2 separate regions of the Homo sapiens genome follow, and region 1 is linked to region 2. Evidence: chromatin loops called from intact Hi-C (ENCODE). Cell type or tissue: endothelial cell of umbilical vein. All regions are shown on one strand. Links, peaks and the distances in the headings refer to the core of each region. The heading gives the core; the rest is flanking DNA. Region 1 overlaps SLC22A6 (solute carrier family 22 member 6). Region 2 holds the start of CHRM1-AS1 (CHRM1 antisense RNA 1).

Evidence for each region. Hi-C counts contacts between places; a loop is a spot of excess contacts. Peaks named below come from ENCODE experiments on the same cell type or tissue, not always from the same donor. Only the 100,000 strongest peaks of a DNase experiment are listed, where the experiment ranks them.
Region 1: it touches region 2 in a loop (8-fold over the local background); 36 of 110 quality-filtered maps call a loop at or near these places.

What each region holds. Positions count from the first base shown.
Region 1 is chr11:62,970,250-62,978,572 of GRCh38, forward strand. It overlaps SLC22A6 (solute carrier family 22 member 6), which reads right to left. Exons shown (of 10, transcript NM_153276.3): 9 at 6,935-7,138; 10 at 6,348-6,632. The coding sequence ends at 6,545. Among named protein-coding and RNA genes, the nearest start is that of SLC22A6, 11 kb to the right of the region's middle. In endothelial cell of umbilical vein, for the core only: a CTCF peak has its summit at 5,067; no DNase peak of the experiment used is centred there.
Region 2 is chr11:62,905,032-62,913,354 of GRCh38, forward strand. It overlaps CHRM1 (cholinergic receptor muscarinic 1), which reads right to left. Exons shown (of 2, transcript NM_000738.3): 2 at 3,648-6,147. The coding sequence starts at 6,069. The coding sequence ends at 4,687. It overlaps CHRM1-AS1 (CHRM1 antisense RNA 1), which reads left to right and starts at 4,376. Exons shown (of 3, transcript NR_199052.1): 1 at 4,376-4,584; 2 at 5,572-5,814. In endothelial cell of umbilical vein, for the core only: CTCF peaks have their summits at 1,106 (motif pointing right) and 4,275 (motif pointing right); DNase peaks (open chromatin) are centred at 1,120 and 4,290.

The DNA of each region.
Region 1 (8,323 bases), core at 78-8,077, 65 kb after region 2:
GATACCAGTACACATTCACTAGAATGGCTTAAGTTAAAAACAGCAGTCAGACCAGGCATGGTGACTCATGCCTGTAATCCCAGCACTTTGAGAGGCTGAGGCAGGTGGATCATTTGAGGTCAGGAGTTCGAGATCAGCCTGGCCAACACGGCAAAACCTCATCTCTATTAAAAATACAAAAAAATTAGCTGGGTGTGGTGGTGCGCACCTGTAATCCCAGCTACTCAGGAGGCTGAGGCAGGAGAATTGCTTGAATCCAAGAGGTGGAGGTTGCAGTGAGCAGAGATCGCACCACTGCACTCCAGCCTGGGCTACGGAGAGAGACTCCATCTCAAAAAACAACAACAAAAAAAGCAATCATACCAAGTTTTGACAAAGATGTGGAACAACTGGATCTCTCATATACAGCTGGTGGGAATATAAAATGTTAAGAAAATTGTTTGGCTATTTCTTTTTGTAAAATTTTGGCTGGTGTGTTAGCTCATGCCTACAACCCCAGCACTTGGGGCCAGGAGTTTGACATCAGCCTGGGTAACATGGCGAGACCCTGTCTCTACTAAAAACATGGTTTAAAATTGTTTATTTATTTTTATTTTTTAGAGACAGGGTCTTGCTATGTTGTCCAGGCTGGTCTTGAACTCTTGGGGTCAAGGGGTCCTCCTGCGTCAGCCTCTTGAGTTACTGGGATTATAGGCATGAGCCACCAAACCCGGCTGTTTGGCTGTTTCTTAAAAAGTTAAACATACACGTTACATAGTACTCAGCCATTCCACTCCTTGATATTTAAGGATAATATAATGGAAAGATGAAACTAATCTGGGCAAGAGAATCTGGTTCAAGAGAAGTAGAAACCTATGTCTAGAAGGAGCATGAGAAAACTTTTGGTGGTGATGGATATGTTCATTGTCTTGATTGTAGTGATGGTTTCATGGATGTATGCATGTGTTGAAACTCATCCGATTTTACACTGTAAATATGAGCGACTCTGCCTGGGCATCATAGGGAGACCCTGTCTCTTCAAAAAAATACAAACATTAGCTAGGAGTGGTGGCCCTTGCCTGTAGTCCCAGCTGTTCAGGAGGCTGACATGGGATAATTGCTTGAGCCCAGAAGGTTAAGGCTGCAGTGAGCTGTGATCTCACCACTGCACTCCAGCCTGGGGCCAAGAGCGAGAGCCTGTCTCAACAATACCAACACCACCACCACCTGAGCAACTAATTATCTGTCTGTTGTATTTCAATAAAGCTGTAAAAATATAAGATATCTTTGACCACAAATCATAGAAAAACGAACTCACACCGGCTTAAAGTATAAGGAGGACTTAAATTGTTACCCTTAACAATCAGAGCAGAGGTAGGTGGTGCCAGTATTGATTAAATTGGTGGGGTTAAATCATCAAACCCCAGATTAGTTCCATCTTTCCATTACAATATCCTCATTGGTTGCCTTAGTCCATGCTCCGGTTTCCCTCTGGGTTACAGGATGGCTGCCACAGTTCTGGACATCCATCCAGACTCAACGTTGTCCGCCACCTACATCTAAACCCTACATTCAGCCCTTACAGGCTGCTTGGTCTCTTCTATGGGTGTGGTTCACATGGCACTTACTATTGCTACTGGGGTGCAGGATTCTATCGGGGGAGGGGTTTAGGAGGAGCAGACCTCACTAGAATGGGTCAGGGAACTGAGCCTCAAGTTCATCTAGCTTATTACTGCAGAATTTTTTTTTTTGAGAGGAGTCTCGCTCTTGTTGCCCAGGCTGGAGTGCAGTGGCACGATCTCGGCTCACTGCAACCTTCACCTCCCAGGTTCAAGCTTCTCCTGCCTCAGCCTCCTGAGTAGCTGAGATTACAGGCAACCACCACCACACCCAGCTAATTTTTGTACTTTTAGTAGAGATGGGGTTTCACCACGTTGGCCAGGATGGTCTTGAACTTCTGACCTCAGGTGATTCGCCTGCCTCAACTTCCCAAAGTGCTGGGATTACAGGCATGAGCCACCGCACCCGGTCATTACTACAGCATTTTTGCAGTAGAGTCTTCCGCTGTTCTATGACTATGACATGAACCACATGGAGACAGTCACATCTCAGAGAACATCCAAATGGTTTTCTTGAAAGAGGAGGTGCAGTGGGGCAATGGAGTCTACCCAGTCAGTGTTTTCCTTTTGCTTCCTGCACCTATGACACAATTTTCCTTTCACAATTTTTAAACACAAGGAATGGTAGTGGTGGGAGTGTAGCACAGAGCAGTCTAGGAGTCCCAAACTTAAGTGTCTACAAGGGCTAGTGGCTAATTTAGACTCTGTGAATCCGACAAGCTATAAGACAGTAGGAAGAGGTGAGGCCTGTGATGATCCAGACATTACAACCCATCCCTACAAAAATTATAGTGCATGGGAAAAAGAAAATCTCCAGAGGCCTCCCTGGAGGAATCTAAGAACAAGGGATGCATATCAGTTTCATATTGCTGTTGTTAACAAACTGCCACAAATTTAGTGGCTTAAAACAGTACAGATTTGTTCTCTTGTAATTCTGGAGGCCAGATGTCTAAAATCAATATGTCAGCAGGGCGTGGTAGCTCACGCCTGTAATTCTAGCAGTTTGGGAGGGCAAGGCAGGCGGATCACCTAGGGTCAGGAGTTCGAGACCAGCCTGTCCAACATGGTGAAACCCTGTCTCTACTAAAAATACAAAAATTAGCGGGGCATGATGGTGCACGCCTGTAGTCCCAGCTATTTGGGAGGCTGAGGTGGGAGAATCACTTGAACTCGGAAGGCAGCCTGGCCAACATGGCGAAACCCCATTTCTACAAAAAATACAAAAAGTAGCTGGGCATGGTGATACGTGCCTGTAATCCCAGCTACTCGGGAGGCTGAGGCAGGAGAATTGCTTGAACCCAGGAGGTGGAGGTTGCAGTGAGCCGAGATTGCGCCCCTGCACTCCGGCCTGGGTGACAGAGTGAGACTCCGCCTCAAAAAAAAAAAAAAAAGAAAAAAAAATCAATATGTCGACCCAGCTGCGTTTCTTCTGCAGGCTTTAGGGGAGAATCCATTTCCTTGCCTTTTAGAGGCCATTTGCATTCTTTGGCTGGTGGTTCCTTCTTTTTTTTTTTTTTTTTTTTTGACAACACCAAATGCGTTTACTTAGTGGTTTGAATGATAAGTTATTGAATGAATTGAGGTTTATGGTCTCTGTTTTGACTTGAATGTGTTTTTTAAAAATTCTTTTTGGTCCTTTCTTGCTTCACTCCACCCTCTTGCTTCTGTTGTCTCATCTACTACCCACTCTGATCTCCTGCCTTTCTCCTATAAGTACTGTTGTGACCACATCGGGTCCACCCAGATAATCCAGGATAACCCACCCCTGATCTCAAAATCCTTAGTTTAATCACAACTGCAAAATCGCTTTTACCATGTAAGGTAACATACAGGTTCCAGAGATTAGGATGTGGGCATATTTGGGGACCATTATTCAGCTTCCCACATGATATGAAATTTAGCTATTTGGGCATCTGCTCTATATGTGACCCAAATGGGTCATGCAAACTCCCAGGAAAGGGGAGAGAAGAGCCTAAGGGAGGGGCTTGGAGTGGTGTGAAACTGGGGCTGTCAAGGTGGGACCTGGGATGATGGCATGGAGCCCTGAGAATGTGGCACTCTACAGGACCAGGCAGTTGAGGATCCTCCTGAGTGTGCCATCCTGGCCAGGAAACTGAGGGTGGCTACAAGGCCCTGCCAAGCTGGCTGAGGATAGGACCTGTGGTCAAAACTGGAGATAGGCCAGGTGCAGTGGCTCATGCCTGTAATCTCAGCACTTTGGGAGGCTGAGGCGAACGGATCACTTGAAGTCAGGAGTTCAAGACCAGCCTGGCTAACATGGTGAAACCCTGTCTCTACTAAAAATAGAAAAATTAGCCAGGTGTGGTGGTATGCACCTATAATCCCAGCTACTTGGGAGGCTGACATTGCAGTGAGAATTCCTTGAACCCGGGAGGCGGAGGTTGCAGTGAGCTGAGATCGTGTCACTGCACTCCAGCCTGGGCAACAGAGAAAGACACTGTCTCAGGAAAAAAAAAAAAGGGGGAGAGCATCTGAGGCCACTCTGGTGGGGCATGACAGTGTCCCAACTCAGCCTCAGGGCCAAGGCTAGAGGATGGGATCTGAGCCTGTGTTTGGGGCTGACTCCTTGGGGAGGCAAGGTCAGAAGTCACTTACTGGTGACTTAGAAGTGGGAGGAAGGTAGGGTTCTCTTTTGTCAAGGGCACAGGATGAGTATAGGAAGTCCCAGGCCAGGAGCTAGGGGAATGGATTCTGTGTGAATGGTCTGAGCTGGCTGAATCAGCACCCAGGACTTTTACCAGTTGGGGTGCAGCTGGGGCAGGCTACAGCTGGCTCTGGGCAGCCTTGCTGAGGCATCTGCAGATACCAGGTGATCTGAGCACAGAGATGAGAGACTTGCAGGAGGAGCCAGGGCATGTCAGAGTTGCTGGCAGGGTCTGGAGCCAGTGGTAGGCCAAGTCACTGGTCTCAAAACCCGGGATCTGCAGAAGCAGGGCTAAATCCATGTGTCTCGACTCCCGGTCTCAGTCCAGACACTCCACGAGGCTCATCCATGAGGGCAGTGCTGCCTGAGAAACTGCAGGATGACTGGGGCTGATGACCCACAAGCAACCAATGGGAGCATGAGGAGTTTCAGCACCAAGGGGGAACACCAAGGCTTCAGATGTTCCAGGAGGTGAGGTGGGTTGTGGTGATTTCTGCTGTGCCCAGATTTGCCCTGAGAGTCCTGTTGTCTGAGTTGCTGTGAGCTCTCCCCGGGCTGTGTGGTTTTTTTTCAGGGGATCTTCAGGCCAACCTCTCTTTCCAGATTGCCCTAAGTCAACCTGAGCCCCTGGCCAGGGTCCCACCTGGAAGGCAGTGTGTACAGCTCAAGTAATGAATGTAGACTTTCCCCTGGGGGATAAGGGGCTGGCTCGCGGGCCAGGCTGGCTGCTGGGGATAGGGTTCCAGGCAGTGTGCCAGCGAGCATTTATGGCAGGGTGCGGCAGGCCTCACTCCTGCCACCTGTAGGTGTGAACAGGGCTGCATTTCTCGGGCTGCCCTTCTCGGGCTGCCCCAGGCTTCCCTGAAGTGAGCTATTTTGAGGACACAGATGCTGGACATCCTGGTCTTTTCCTGACTGTAACCCTTAAATTGCCTTCCCCCCAACTCCTTTCACATGGTTCCTCCCATGATCATCTCCCTTCCTCCCCTTCTCGTCCTTTTCTTTTCAGCCCAGAAGGAAGGAGGAGAAGCTGGGTCCTGGGGGTGAAAGAGGCTAAAGTTTCAATGCCTCACAGCTCCTGGCAGCAGAGGGGTCAGGCACACATATCCTGGTGCCAGATTGTCTGGATTCTCATCCTGACTCCACAATTTACCAGCTGTGTGAACTGGACAGGTTACTTAACCTCTCTGTGTCTTGATTTTCTTATCTGTAAAATAGGGAATAATTGTAGTAATCTCCAAGGGTTACAGGGAGGAGTAAATGAGTTAATATAGGCAAATGGCTTAGGACAGTGCCTGGCACATAGTTAGCATTCAGTGCTGGGTCTCACTGGGTATGTTCCCCACTCCCCCTTCCCTCTTCTCTTCCCTCCACCAGCCCAGAGCCTACAGGAGGCAGAACAACCAAGAGAGCTCAGGTAGTGCAGCAGGCAGGATTAGGTTAGCTAGCAGGCTAATCTAGAGCGGGTTTTGAGTCCAGACCCTGCTGGAATCTAGAGATTCCATCATCCTGAGCATGCTGCTAGAGGGGCCAACATCCTGAAGTCATAGCTGTTGTCTTTTTTTTTTTTTTTTTTTTTTTAAATAGAGGCAGCGTCTCGCTATGTTGCCCAGGCTGGTCTTGAACTCCTGGCTCAAGTGATCCACCCGCCTCGGCCTCCCAACGTGCTGGGATTACAGGTGTGAGCCACCACACCTGGCCAGCTATTGTCCTTTTTCTTCTCCTTTGCTGTCAGAGGTTCCCATCTGCTCTCAGAGTGGGAGGAGCTTGAAACAAAGCCTCTGATTGGCTGCTTTCATTTCAGCCTGTCATTTCAGCCCTTGTCAGTTTCCAGCCTGACAGGGAAGGGAGGAGCATTAGATATTTAGCTAAATCTCACAGAAATATTTGAATAGGTTAGAGGATGGGGGAGGGAAGAGGGAGGGATAGAAAGGGGCAAAGGCAAGAGTCTTTTCTAATTTTCTGGGATGGTTTGTAAAGTCCCGGGGATGGAGTGGGTGGGAGGGGACTGTATGGCCTCTTGGGCTGGAAGCTGACTAAAATGGAGTGGCCATTCCTTTTGAGACAAGAGAGACACAGAGAGATGGTGCGCAGTCAAACCTTTTAATGATGTGGTTCTGGTGGGGTTTATAAAGGGAGGTGGACCCCTGGGAAGATGCTTTCCTGAACCACAACCCCCACACTTGGGTCACCATTTCCTCTTCCTCCTCCTTGTGTGGGTGGCCGGAGACCTGTAGGACCTTCCCTCCCTTTAGGGTTCTGTAAGGCCCCTTCTCAGTCCTCAGAGTCCATTCTTCTCTTGTGCTGAGGCCTGCAGTGGGACCATATACTTCTGGTGCTCTTGTTGCTGTCGCGTCTGTTTCCCTTTCCTGCAGGGCGGCAGAAGAATGGCACTCTGGGTATGCAGCCTCCAGGCCAGGGCCGGGATATGGAGGCTCCCAGGGGGTCTCCGCTCAGCTATGCCTGGACACCTGCTCTCTGCCCCAAATACCTACTGCTCCCTGGAGCTGGGATCCCCAGGAAGGATTCTAGGAGAAGCTCAGGCAATTGGGGACAAAGGGACACAGAGCTTTGGGCTAGAAGAGGAAGCCTGGGCTTGAGTCTCAATACCACCCCACCCTGCATGTGTTACCTGGGATATATCCCTGCTTCTTTCTGAGTGGGGGCCCACCTGCTCTCCAGGTCCTGCACCGTGTCTGGCAGTGGCTGGCCCAGGGTCTCTGGCAGGAGGACAGTGACAGCGCTGGCGGCCACAGGAACAGCACCGTAGATGAAGAGAGGCATGGAGGGGTAGAGCTCGGCAGTCATGCTCACCAGTGGGCTCACGATGCTGCCCACTCGGGCCATGGTGCTGCCCATTCCCATGCCTGTCTGCCTGCAGGGCCCGCAGCAGATGGGTGTTGGTTAGAGTTCCAGCATGAATGCCCAGATGCTGGTCCCATTTGGAGGGTGGCAGCTCAGGCTCAGCCCCCAGGACACTCCCGGTACCTCCTCTCTTCCCCATTTGATTAGCAAACCAATTTGGCGATTTTTTTTTTTCTTGTAGAGATAGGGTCTCTGTGTTGCCAGGGCTGGTCTTAAACTCCTGGGCTCAAATGGTCCTCCCCCACCACAGCTGTTGGTGATCTTTTGAAAAAGAGAAGTTGGAAAGGGTTCTGGCCAGAGAATAAGGAGACTTAAGATTGAATTTTGCCTTTGCCCTTAACTTGCTGTGTGACTTTGGGCAAGCCCCTTTCCCTCCGTGGGCTTCAGTTTCTGCAGCTGTCAAATGATTCAGTTGTGGTACACCTATGGTTCTCAGATCACCTGGAGGAATTGTGTTATAGTTGCAACAAGCCAACATACACCTATTGGATTAGAATCCCTAGGGGGAGGGAGCTGGAATCTGCATGTTAAGAACATTCTTCATGAGAGAAGAGGTTAAAAACATTGACTCAGGAGACATACTGCTTGGGGTTCAAATGCATGCTTCACCATTTGTTAGCTGCATGATCTTGGAGAAGTCACTTAACCTCTCTTTGCCTCAGCTTTCACGTTTGTAAATGGGAATAATGATAGTGCCTACCACAATGGCTTGTTATGCAGATTAAATGAATTAATATTTGTGAAAAGTTTAAGACACTGCCTGGTACATAGTGAGTGCTTCGGATTATTGCTCTTTCATCTGAAATCTGGTAAGGGCACAGGACCATGACCCTCAGGGTTCCACTTTGCAGACCTTACAGGCCCACTCCAAGTAGCCCAGGGAAGCCTGACATTTCTTTGTTATCTCATGTAAATTTTGCATCCCATTCTTGTTTATTTTATTTTATTTTATTTTATTTTATTTTATTTTATTTTATTTTATTTTTTTGAGACAGAGTCTCACTCTCTTGCTGGGGCTGGAGTGCAGTGGCGCGATGTCAGCTTATTGCAACCTCCGCCTCCCAGGTTCAAGCTATTCTCCTGCCTCAGCCTCCTGAGTAGCTGGGACTACAGGTGTGTGCCACTATGCCCAGCTAATTTTTGTATTTTTAGTACAGACGGAGTTTCACCATGTTGGTTAGCCAGGATGGTCTTG
Region 2 (8,323 bases), core at 262-8,261:
AGTATTTGTGACACAAGAAAAATTATATGAAATTCAAATCTCAGTGATATTCAAAGAAAATATTTTTGGAACACAGCCATGCTCATTTAAGTATATATTGTCTATGGCTGCTTTTGACTGCATCAGCAGAGTTGAATAGTTGTGACAGAGACTGTGTAATATTGGAGTACCTTCACAATATTCTTGATTTTGTCTCTTGGTCTGCAGAGTCTAAAACTAAAATATTTGCTGTCTGGCCCTTTATAGAAAAAATTTGCTAATCCCTGAATTAAGGGATTGTTTTGGCACTTTGGGCAAGAAGCCTGGACTAGTTTGGAGGCAGTGGGGATGTAGACAACTGGATGAATTTGTGAACAATTCAGGAGATACGCTGAGTACAGGGAGTAAAAGACAGAAGGAGTCTGGGATGACTCCCAGCTTTCTGGTTTGAGCAACGTGTGAATGGTGGTGCTAGCCAGGCCAGGAATATCAAGAGAGAAAGTGAAACTCAAGGGCAGGGGAAGGACAGGGACTCACAGTGAAGAGTGAGAACTGTTTTCAGGCTTATTTTGTGTGATAGTCTGATTTGTGGGGTTATCCAGTGTGTGTATGTTACCAAAGGTGCTAACAACAACGATGTCAGAAGCAATAACCTCAAGCTCTCTCAAGCCCCTTAGAGCCTGAGGCTGGTGTGGGGAACCTGGCCATTCAAAAGACTTTTGTGCTCTAAAGGTGAGCAGGTACTTGTCTAAATTTCCAGTTGGGTCAGCATGAGTCCTGTGAAATCCCAGCCAGTGTCCTAAGAATAAAACCAAGGATTCCAAAGGCCTGGGGCCATGGGGGATTAGGAGAAGTTGGAGCTGTTCCTAGATGCCAAGCCCCCTACCTTCTATCTCCTTGTTGGTGAATTTGGTATACTGGCCAGAGAGGTAGGGCCTGTCTCTGCAAGTTTATAGTGGTATCCAAGGAAGCTGATTCTTCTGGGGTCTGATGTACCTGCTGAGACTTGGGGGCAGGGACTGGGGTGGCCAGAATCACCTACTCCATCTTGTCCTGTGGTCTTGTCTGATAAGCAGGCTCAGGCGGGTTACAAGAGCCGTGTTTTGGCAGAGCTATTCCTGTGATTGCCGGCAGATGGCGCTAAAGCAACACGGTGGGAGTGGAAGGAAGGTGGCGCAGGAGGAGAGAGGATCCTAACTTCTCCAGGCCGGAGAAGGGGTTGGTAGCAGTAGAGGGGAAGACAGCATTCAAAAAGCCGCTTCATTCTTTCCCTATTTCCAGCTCAGGCGTGTAGTCGCCCTTGTTTCTGGGGCCAAGAAAGACTCTCAGAACGGGGCAGTGGTGGAGTGTTTGGGGTGGACAGTTGCCATGTCCAGCCACCCTCTCTCTTTGGGTTTATCCCATTTCCCCAATTCTCTGGCAGCTGGGCCTGCAGGAATCTAGCTTCAGAGGACTGAGGGCACAGACCCCATCTCCGGGAAGCCTTCCTGGAATGCACACACCCTTTCCCGCCGAAACTTGTTCCCCCAAACTGCTTTAACCAAGCCATGATGGGATTTAAGTTTCTTCTCCCTGGATTGGGGGCATGGGCTTTTCAAAGCTCAGGCTGGAGGTGTAGGGTCAGAGCTGGGTCTGAAACTAGTCCTGGTTTCTGGCATTTACCGGTGAGCAGCCCTGTCCCGTGGTAACACTGATCATAGAGCCATTGAGGGCATTTCCCTACAATCTCTCTCATCCTCCTAACACTTCTGCAAAGGGCTTGTTCCCGTTTCAGAGATGAAGACACTGAGAAGAGACATGCCTAAGGTTGTTCAGTGAGGGACATGGCAGGTCAGACCTGCATCTGGGACAAGGGACAAGTGTGAACTGCTAGCTCCATTCCTGATGTGAATACCAGATTTACCCCCTCCACTTCTGGCCTTCAGTAGAGACCAGGTTAATCTGGCCCCAAAGTTCCTATTCTCCCAGCACTGCTCAGCTTGCTCAGTCCTTCTGCCTCCCAGGACCTCAGTTTCAACGCCTTTAACATGGGGCAGGGCATTTAGCCTTAAAGGGGCCTTAGGGCTGTGAGGGAGCAGTGGTAAGGGAGGGGCCCTCTTAGGAACTTGAGCTCACAACCCCGTAAGCTGTGCTGGTGGGAAGGGGATATGGGGTTTGGATCCTTCCAAACAGGAAGGTCCAAACAGCAGGGTCATTCTCACAGTGCTGTAGTTCCTGGCTAGCCTATCCTGTTTAGATCTTCAATGGATACCATTTCCTATCGTGTTGGAAGCTTTCTTCCAAAGGCTTCTGGGAGTCCCAACGGCTATAAGGGGGCTGAATCTCCACTCCTCTCTCTGCAAGGGCTTAGCTCCACCCAGGACCTCATCCCTCTAGGCCAATGATTCTCAAACTTTACCCTGCATCAGAACACCTAGAGGGCTTGTTAAAAATAGGTGGCGAGTTCCACAGAGTTTCTGATTTAGTAAATCTAGGAGGACCCTGAGAATTCTCATAGCTAACAAGTTCCCAGGTGATACTGGGGCTACTGGTCAGAACCACTGTGAACTGAAAGATTCACTCAGCAAGTCTGGATTATCCGAATCCTGCACATTTGCACATTTCAAAGAAAGGTTTGGCCTTGCCTGGCTCCTGGAAGATAACACTAAACCCTTGGAATATCCTGCCTGGTAAGTGTTTTTGCTTACCTTTGCTCCTTGGGCCACATGGTATCAGTTTAACTTCTGGAAGGGCTGGAGACTAAGTAAGGTCAGCCATGTGGGTGGTCAGCTATGCTTACACGATCAGCCTCCAGTAAGAACATTGGACACCAAAGCTCTGGTGAGCTTTCTTGGTTGGCAGTACTTCATTTTTTTTTGTCATACATCATTGCTTGGAAGATTGGGCACTGTCTGCACGACTCCACTGGGAGAGGACAGCTGGAAGTTTGTATCTGGTCTCTCCTGGTCTCTGCTCTGTGCACCTTTTGCTGTTGCTGTTTTATGCTCTATGTTCTTTCACTGTAATAAACTGTGAGGATAATAACTTTGCTGAGTTCTATGCATCATTCTAGCAAATCACTGAACCCAATGATCGTCTTGGAAACCACTACTCCAGGCTACGGGATTAACCTCTCTAGAATTCCTTTGCGTTGGGCTTTGGGGACCCTTCACCAAAGAAGTGCCTTATAACCTGACCTGAGGGTCATCCTGATGGAGTGTTTTGGCCTAAATACTTTAGGCTGTCATCTACTCAGTCCAGAGGTCAGGAGGTTATGAATTGCCTGGAAGTCTGGGTGTTGCTCTGTGGGGTAACCCTGAACAATCCTCCTGGATCTCTGGGCCTTATCTCCTCATGTGTAAATGGGGGTTTGGAAGAGTTCTGTTCTCCCCGGGTATGGCAGAGCCAATAGAGAATATGCAGGGATGTGGGCAGGGTTGGTTTATTTCACCTAGCTGCCTCACTTCCAGAGGTCAGGTCTGCCTTTTATAGCCCCACTCACCTGAGCCAGGGACTCCACGGTGCTGGGGTCCCCAGGCTTTAGTAGATCCAACCATGCAGTGCTGGCCCTCCTAGAACCACTTTCACGGCCACGGCCCACATTCCAAAGTACTTGGGCCCTCCCTGCCCCATTCAGCCCTGGCCTGAGACCAAGGCCTTGAGCCAACACAGTTAGGAAGGCCCCTTAGTGCCCGCTGGTTATGTGGCTTTATTCACAGACTCAGCACTTGCTGAGGATGAAAGGAAAGAACATTTGGGGCCAGGCTGGGCCTGGAGATCCGGGTGGCTGGGAGGCCATGCATGGGTTGGATTGGGGAGCTCACAGGAGAGAACCTGCTGGCTGGGCCAGGCCTGTGTGGGGCAGGGCCGGAGGCAGGCAGCATGCGGGAGGCCTGGCTAGATCTGCATGGAGCAGATCCATCCAGGTGGTGGCTGTGAGCCAGGAGGGAGGGACTGAGGCTTCTCTGGGGCAGGGGGTATGGATTTGCGGCTGGATAGCAGGCACACTTGACTCCCACTCCCAGGAAAATGATATTGTAGGACAGTCAGGACACCTGGCTCCTGGTCCTGTTGCTGCCTCGGGACTTGATATGTGACTAGCCAAGCCGGACCCTTCCAGTGTCATTGTCTTGCTGATGCTTGGACATTTGCCTTGGAGTTGACCCACCTAGGGACCCTCTGAGGACATTTGTGGACAATCCTGGAGAGTATGCCTAGGGCCCAGGTGGGCGGGCTCTGCCTATGAAGCGAGGGGATTCCCCAGCTCCCTGTCATCTGGCTTTTCTCCCAGCGGCCAGTTCAGTTTCTGGCTGTGCCCCCCAGGGGGCACCATCTCACACCGCAATCTGGGCCGCTGCTGGGCCAAGGAATACTTAATGTTAAGCCTTCTTTCTCCTGGCCCGCCCTGCTGGCTCCTGACTTCCTGCCTAAAGGCAAACAAGGAGTCCAAAGCCCGGATCCTCCTCCCGGGCCTTCTTCCTGGTGAAGAGCGCATTCCCACCCAGCAGGGAACAGAAAAACCAGTTCCCCGGGTTTCCCTCCCTGCCTGGGAATAGCGAAGTCTGGAAAGTTGGCAGGGTCTCTCTGGGCTGCCCAGGAAGGTGACCCAGGGTCCTGGGAAGCCAGGTGAGGCCTGAGCAGGGCCCTGGGGCTGAGGATGCAGCCCCTGCCCTCTTCCCACCGGCCTTTCCCGGGGACTGGGGTGGAGGGATGCAGGAGAGGGGACTATCAGCATTGGCGGGAGGGAGTGCGGTGCACGGAGCCAGGGCGCTTGGGGATCTTGCGCCAGCGTCTCTTGTCCCAGCGGCAAAGCAGCAGCAGGCGAAAGGTGTCCCGGAAGGCTTTGTTGCAGAGTGCGTAGCACATGGGGTTGATGGTGCTGTTGACGTAGCACAGCCAGTAGCCCAGCTCCCACAGGGTCTCGGGAACACAGTCCTTGCAGAAGGTGGACACCAGCACCATGATGTTGTACGGTGTCCAGGTGAGGATGAAGGCCAGGAGGATGGCACTCAGGGTCCGAGCCGCCTTCTTCTCCTTGACCAGCGAGAAGGTCTTCCGCTTGGCCAGCTGCTCCTTTCCACGGGGCTTCTGGCCCTTGCCAGCTCGATCACGCCCTTTCTTAGTCGGCCTCTTGACTGTATTTGGGGAGCTCCGTGGGGGCTGCTTGGTGGGGGCCTGTGCCTCGGGGTCCACCATTGGCATCTTGATCACCACTTCGGAGCCAGGCTCCTCTCCCTCTGAGGATGTGAGGGACTCCATGGAGCCTTCGTCCTCTTCCTCTTCTTCCTTCCAGCTGTAGGCCTGCAGCAGCCTGGGGGCCCGGCAGCAGCGACAGCAGCGGCCTGGAGGAGTCTCTGGTGAGCCCTCAGCCCCTGGCTGAGACCTCTCTGAGCTGCTGCTGCTGCCACCCCCTTTGCCTGGCGTCTCGGAGCCCTGAAGGGCTGCCAGCTCCCGTGCTCGGTTCTCTGTCTCCCGGTAGATGCGCCAGTAGAGCGTGCACATGACTGTGACAGGGAGGTAGAAGGCAGCCATGGCTGTGCCAAAGGTGATGATGGGCTGGGAGAGGAACTGGATGTAGCACTGCCCAGCTAGCACTGTCCGCTCCCCTACCAGGTACTGCCAGAAGAGGATGGCTGGGGCCCAGAGCACAAAGGAAACCAGCCAGGCCAGGCCGATCATCAGAGCTGCCCGGCGGGGTGTGCGCTTGGCACGGTAGCTCAGGGGCCGAGTCACGGAGAAGTAGCGGTCAAAGCTGATGAGCAGCAGATTCATGACGGAGGCATTGCTGGCCACATAGTCCAGGGCCAGCCAGAGGTCACAAGCCAGCGTGCCCAGAGCCCAGTGGCCCATGAGCAGGTACGTGGTATAGAGGTTCATGGAGAAGGTACCGATGATGAGGTCAGCACAGGCCAGGCTCAGCAGGAAGTAGTTATTGACTGTCTTGAGCTCCGTGTTGACCTTGAAAGAGATGAGTACCAGCAGGTTGCCTGTCACTGTGGCTAGCGACAGGAGGCCCGTGGTGATCCCAATGAAGGCCACTTGCCAGGGACCCTTTCCTGGTGCCAGGACGGTGATGTTGGGGCTGACAGCAGGTGGGGCTGAAGTGTTCATGGTGGCTAGGTGGGGCTGGGGTTGGAGAGCCCCTTCCTCCAGGCACGCTACAGGGCTTCCTCAGGGGAAAGTCATCACCTGAAAAGAGAGGACATGGGCTTTGGTTGGGCCACTGGACATTTCTGATAGACCTTATTGGAAGATGCTAGGGATGTAATTCTTGCCCTTGCAGAGCTTCAGACCAGATAGCATCACCCTCCCTTACCGGTGCCCACTCATGGTCATTTATCATGCACTTTCCCAGCCATAAGTGGATTTGCCAGCAGCGTGGAGTGGCTTTGGGATCCAGGGATTTGAATCTTCATTCCAGTTTTACCTTTCAGACTCCAGGCCTCCATTTTCTTACTGGGAAATTACTACAAATTCCTATCTTACATAACTCGGGTTGCAGGAGTTGGGAAACTCACTTTGTATACAGTCCTGCCAAATTCTCAAAGCATTTCACTCAACTTTATTAAAGCCCTCACTTACTGAGTAGTCACTGCATGCCAGACACAGTACTAACCACCTAAATGAATTATCTAATTTAACTGCTGTACGTCTCTAGGAGAAAGGGCTCTTATTATGCCCATCTCACTGTGAGGGAACTGTGGCTCTGAGCAGCTGCAAGCCTTGGCCATGGTGACAGAGATAGTAAGTATGATAAGAACCCGCAAGAACAGAAATGTGTCCTAAAACAGGAAAGAAAGAAAAGAAGCCATTCTCACTCTCCCCGGGTATGTGGTGCTCCAGTGGGATTCTTCCACTAATAAGGAGAGATGGGAAGAAAGGGGAGTTCCTGAGAAGATAAACAGAGAGAGATGGGAACAGAGGGGCCTTAGGGGTGTGTGCGTGCATGTATTTTTTTCTGCACGTTTTTCTGCGCATGCGGGTTTACATACGTATGTAGGGGGTGGTATTTGGGGCTGAATTGAATTCTCTATGAGGGCAGCAGGGAAAATTGTGCTGGACTCAGACACTCAGTTGCTAGTAAGAAGGTCTGGGGCAGGCCGGCGTGGTGGCTCACACCTGTAATCCCAGCACTTTGGGAGGCAGAGGCAGGCGGATCATGAGGTCAGGAGATCGAGACCATCCTGGCTAACATGGTGAAACCCCATCTCTACTAAAAATACAAAAAATTAGCCGGGCGTGGTGGCACGCATCTGTAGCCCCAGCTACTTGGGAGACTGAGGCAGGAGAATCGTTTGAACCTGGGAGGCGGAGGTTGCAGTGAGTCAAGACTGTGCCACTGCACTCCAGCCTGGGCAACAGAGCAAGACTCCATCTCAAAAAAAAAAAAAAAAAACCAAAAGGAAAAAAAAAAGAAGGTCTGGGGCAAAAGCAGGAAGCAGGGATGAGGGCCTCAGCTCCTAGCTCAGTGGGGGTCTGGGCCCATGGGGTGTGGGAGGCTTCCCTCCCTCTCCTGGCTCTGTTCCTGGGCCCCAGCTGAGTGAGGAGAAGCAAGGGAAATGGGAAGATCCCCCAGACTTTTCTTGGATCTGGAATCTGCTCCAGGCACTAAGCCTGGGTAAAGAGAAAGGCCGGGGCCCTTAACAACCTGCTGGCTGGGCAGGAGGCCCCCACAGCCACAGTGAAGCCAGATGGAAGGGTAAAGGTCCAGGCAGCTCAGCCAGGGGCTTGCTGCCATGTGATTTGGTGGGTCCCTTCCTGCTCTGGGCCTCAGGCATCCATCTGACCATTGAAGAGGTTGAGGGTCCCCTGACCCTCAGCTGTGGCCTCCAGGGGCTATATTGTTGGGAAAATTCCAAGGGAGAGATGTTAGGCAAGGGCCCACTGAGCCCTGGTGTTCCTTGGGCACCTGGCCTGTGACAGGCTGCTGTGATAGGTGGCCTGGGTGGTTTGTGGCTGAGGGCATCTCCATGGTTTGCCGTGAACCCTCAGTGTGTACAAGTCACTGACAGCGTGGCGAGTTCAGTGGGGGACAGAATGAGCAAGGACTGTGGCTGGCAGTGTGTGCTTGTGTGTCTGGGACAGTTTGCACATGAGGGGGCATGTGCAACCTGGACTCTGGAGCCAGACTATCTGGATTTGAATCTAGTCTATCCTGTTCACTGGATGTGTGATTATTGCTAGTGATATAACTTCTATATGCCTAGGTTTCCTTAATTGAAAAATGGGATAATACCCATTAGCAAGACTGTCACCTCTTTTCAGGTGATGAGGATTAAATGAATCAATGCATGTAAGGTGCTTAGAATGGCCCTGGCACATGGTAAACAGTAGGTCTCCTTTAACTCTCAGGATGTGTAGCAAT